Regions from separate parts of the Homo sapiens genome. Here region 1 is linked to region 2. A link is an interaction called in ENCODE POLR2A ChIA-PET data of the cell type or tissue named here. Cell type or tissue: IMR-90. All regions are shown on one strand.

Evidence for each region. Peaks named below come from ENCODE experiments on the same cell type or tissue, not always from the same donor. Only the 100,000 strongest peaks of a DNase experiment are listed, where the experiment ranks them.
Region 1: POLR2A ChIA-PET joins it to region 2 with 12 read pairs; 2 of 35 experiments call an interaction of 5 or more read pairs at or near these places.

What each region holds. Positions count from the first base shown.
Region 1 is chr9:78,853,996-78,856,495 of GRCh38, forward strand. No RefSeq gene overlaps it. Among named protein-coding and RNA genes, the nearest start is that of PSAT1, 560 kb to the left of the region's middle. In IMR-90, no CTCF peak of the experiment used is centred here; no DNase peak of the experiment used is centred here.
Region 2 is chr9:78,706,601-78,709,100 of GRCh38, forward strand. No RefSeq gene overlaps it. Among named protein-coding and RNA genes, the nearest start is that of PSAT1, 410 kb to the left of the region's middle. In IMR-90, no CTCF peak of the experiment used is centred here; a DNase peak (open chromatin) is centred at 1,241; H3K4me3 peaks cover 201 bases; H3K27ac peaks cover 484 bases.

The DNA.
Region 1 (2,500 bases), 150 kb after region 2:
AACTCAGATCTGGAGTCCTGCAACTAAGATTTATTCACTTGAGAGCTCTGCAGGGGTAAACAGAAGACTTTTCCCACTTCTTTTCTTAATATATTTTATGATGAGTGAGATTGGCTGCATGACTCAAAGATGGAAATAGGCAAAAAAAAAGTTATTAGTACTACATGAAATTAAATTATTGTTAGGGTGACTAGGCATACCTCACGGTTCATGGAGACAGTTCCAGTTTACAACTGTTGTCTTGGCAAATTATTAATAGTGTCCTTTCCACTCTCAACGTTCCTGGTTTAGAGAATAAATTTTATGGTCACCCTAGTTATTATACTTTGTTGGTGTGTTTTTTGTGTGTGTTTTGTGTTTGGTTTTGACAGCCACAGATCCCATGAAAAACATTCAACATTTGGATAATGAGACTTATAATGAGCTTCTCATCATTCTAGCACTGATGTGTACCATGAGATGCAAAAAAAAATATCTGCTTTAATCTTTTGGCTGGTATGTGGAATGAGAAGAGTTTGTAAAGCACATTTATAGATGAAGAGTCACTAGAATCTATCTCTCCTACTAACTAAATGAAATGGAAGACAGGCTAATACCAGAATTTATTTACTACCAGTATTCTTAACTAGTTCATTGGTGTCGTTAACCCATTTAACAGTCTACAGAGCCCATGGAGCCCTTTTAAAAATAGAGCTATAAATATACGTAGGAAAATATATAGGACTTCAAAGGAAATCAATTATACCGAAATGCCATTATGAATATTAAAATTGTGTGATATAGTAATAATGTGTGTCCTTCTCTATGTATCTAATAGCAAAATCTAATAGCAACTTTAATAACAGCTATAATTTGAAAGAAGAGATAACATAACATAAAATAACATAAATGATGAGATATCTAGAATAACTGTAATGTGATGTGAGAACACCTGTAGTATGTATTTGTGACAAAGTCACAGATAGTGACAAAGCCAGTGTACTTTGTGGTCTACATTCATAACTGAATGAAATGTTAAATTGCAGCCGGAGAGTAGTGAAAATGAAAATGTATTGCTTTTCTACTCAAATTCTCAGACCCTCTGAATTATGTCAAAGAACCTCTGGGTGGGTGGGGTGTCTATGAGTCTCAGAGTAAGTATCCCTACTCTAAAATAATAGTAACTGAATTTGAGAAACGTAGATCATTTTTTATACATTTTAAAGGCTGTCACAGCAAAACAGCCCAAATAAAGTAGAAGCATGCCTCTCGATAGAGTATATAAAATCAGATAGTGTTATTTAAAAAAAGCTTTTCTTCATATGCATTCAAATTTACAAATTTATGTTTTTATATCACATACATTGCAGCTTATGTAAAATGTCCTCCACTTCTATACAGAGCTATGATCTCAGCAAAAGAAAATATATAAGGCCATCCTCTTTTCATTTTACTCAATGACGCTATTCTTTCCATTTATATCTCATTGGATTCACAAACTTGACAGACCTTCTATTGTCACGTGGTAACAGATTACATCATTCAGCTAATCATTTTGGTCATTTATTGGATCAATGGTTCATAGAGGTTTGTTTATAAACTTATGTATATTTTTCCCCATTCTCAGAGTCAGGGTTACCCCTAGAGTGAATACTAGCCACACTGCTCAGCACTAGAGGGGTATGTTCTCAAGTTCCTGAAGAACCAGAAGTAGCAAGGGTAGATATTCTATGTTACCAAAAGAAGAGAGCCTCTGGTCCACATTAAATGTGGAATTAAAAATGTAAGGCAAAGTATCTGGACGAATGCAATTATAGGTTGGAAAGTGAAGCCTAATGCAGGAACCAGGACAGGCTCCATGCTTGATAACAAATGTGGCTGCAGGTATACAGGGTTCATCATGATTGGTTCCTAAAGACAGTGGTTCCAGGATCCAGTACTATTTCAAGCCAGACTTGTACAAGTCTTTCATATCAGTTTTCTGTATCCAAAATGATCATTAGCAGGTCCATGTTCTTGCCTTTCTCTTTGGAATGTGTTCATTCCTTAATGGGACAGCTGCAGGTGGGTGGGAATTCAGCAAAATAAGTGAAACAACATCAGGATTCCTTCCCATTTGCCTCCCTTTTTCCAAGTCTGCCCTGCTTTTAGGTTTGCTTGTAAATCTGATCCTCTTTGATGCTAGAATGAGACTGGGAAAAATCTGGCCAGGGCATGAACTCTATAACTGTGCATCATTTCAAATGGTTCATCTTCCCTCCCACCCCAGCATAAACAGAAGACATTGTTCACTGCTTTGGCTGCCCAGCCTACCACTGTGAGGTCCGGATACACCTCCAAATTATTCTCTTTGTGGCTAGCCACTCCCTGGTCCAGACCCAGGCTCCATTCCCAGAGAAAAAAGAAAGAAAGTCATTTTGGGGCTCAGGATGTGGAAGTATGAGGATGTGAGAGTGAGTAAGAGCATGAGGGTGGGTACAAAGGCTCGCAGTTAAATCATTGCAATCAGCCATCTCTGCCA
Region 2 (2,500 bases):
CAGCCTCCCAAAGTGTGGGGATTACTTACAGGCGTGAGCTACCGCGCCCGGCCGCCCTGCTACTTTTGTTGTGTGCACGAACATTAATATTTCTGAAAGGGAATGTTTGGTAACTGCATGCACAGGAGGGAAGTACGTCAAACTTATTGTCAGGTTGATCAACGTATGTATTACATGCCTTTCCTGGGTAAAAGATTAGGGGTACGGAATTATTAAATCATAGTTCTTAGCTTCAGGATCTTATACTCGGGGGAAAACAGACATATTGGACAAGTGAATGTGCCTGCCAGTTTGTGCAATAGTGATATAATGGAGGCATGAACATGTTGTAAATAAATGGATGGTAAATAGCTTGAAAAAATTGTGACATGTTCTGTATGATCCCATTTTATAGAGAATATATATTCATAATCCCACTTAATATTTAAAATATTTAAAAATATATACAAAATTTAGAAGCAAGTGTATGGATATTTTATAATTGGCTAATTATAGGATTCTGGCCACATTTTAAAATTTGATTTGCAATAGTAAAACCTTTTTTGTGTGTTTAAGATATGTGATCATTGCAAAAAAGGAATTAGGTACTATGTAAGGAGGTTGTAAAGAAGAAAACGAAAATCACCAGTAATTAACTTTCTAAATGTAAGAACCATGAATGATTTTGTATCTGTCCTTTGAGGTTTTTCCCCAAGCATATGTGTGCCCTTAGAAACCAATAGTTCTGATCGTGCTATGCGTTGTTCACTTAAGGACTCCTGTTTCTTTTGTCTGTGTTAATATATTTTACTTATATCATCTTAAAGGAAATACATAATGTATATTAATTTACTTTTCCCAAGTGAAGAGGAGTTTGAAATGGAAAGCATATTTTTTCTGCTTATTCTTCTTCAACCTCAGTTTCACTCCCCAAAGGCAACCACTTTTATACTCTGCTATTTTTAGTTCCCTTTGTGGTTACTTTTATACATCTCATGATTATGCTTCTATTCTTACTCTTCCTCCTATTTCCTCTCTTGCCCTGCTACTACCTAATTTCTGGTGACTCTTCTTTAATTTTACATAGTCACAGTGAAACAGTTCTCTCCCTTTCTGAAACTGTAATTGTTATGTGCTTTGTCTTTAGCTTTTACTGAAGTGAAGACTAAAGACCAATAAATACCATTTGTTTCTGTGGCCATGTACATACCGTTTACCACAAATTCAATTAAAGGCATTGCATTCATTTTCTTCTTTTTACATCCAGTGTTACAATGTTTTTACAATTGGAGGAAGAAAATTCCTAATGTCCAACTCAAATGGGTTCACTTTTGTTACATTTTTAAAATATTTTAGAATGACTCATTCAAAAGTAGCTACTCCTGTTTCTTTCTTTCCTCTTTTTTTTTTTTTTTTTTTGGAGGCTCCAAAAAATACCATGATGGAGGAAGAGTTCCTGTTTGTTTGTTTTTTTAATTGACTTCATCAATCAATTTATTGTCTTATGTAATTTATTTTATTGCCATTGTTGTCAAGTTAAAAATGAATTTTTACCATATTCTTAAAATTACTCAGGCTCATCTATTGCACTAAGTATACTTCTTTCCAAAGAAAACCTTTCAGGATCACTTCAGCTTTCTGCTGTAACCGGGGCTGGTCACTGCCTTGATTCACTTACTGTTCAAAGAATTGTTAGGAACAATATCAGTGCATCTTGCCCTCCTGGGTTAGCTTTTTTTTTGGTATCCCATGTCTTCCATTTTTTGGTTTCAACTTCATTTTCTTATCTGGAATACATACTCAAAATTCTCCTCACAAATGGCACTTGGGTTACCAATGTTCTGAAGCTGTGCATATCTAAACATATGTATATTTTATCCTCAGGCTTGATTGATATTTTGTATGGCTGTAGAATTTTAGGTTAAGAATCTTGTAGAACTTTGAATACATCTTTATCTTGTAATGTTCAGAGTTGCTGATGAGAAGTCTGATGTCAATCTGATCCTGTATATATTTATTTGTTTCATAGATGGCCCTTGCCTTGGTTTACAGTTCTAGAAGCTGCTTGAAAGCAAGAGCTATTGCCAGGCCAGAGATAATGTCTGAATCAGGCACATAGAAGTGAAATGAGGAATTGTGAGAGACAAATTGGAGGTAGGATCTATGTGATTCTGTGTGTCTGCTTTTTTAACTTGGCTTCCATTCTTAATATTCTGCCAAACCTTAGCTGAAGCTTTTAATTCTTAATGCACATGAGGTCAGTGAGAATTACTGAGTGCCCACCATTTACTGAAGCATGGCAGAGCTGAACTGAAGGGTGTAACCCATCCAGATCTTTCAGAGGTAAAATATAATTGGCCTGAGCCTTTGACCTGTACTGACAGTTTATATTTTGAATTCTGTTGTGTTTATTTTCATCACTAAAAAGTCAGAGGATAGTCACAAGTTTTAGATAAACTAGGTATTGTTATTTTAAAGGAAAAGGGATGTCAGTTTTTGTCTGTAAGTAACATGACAAATA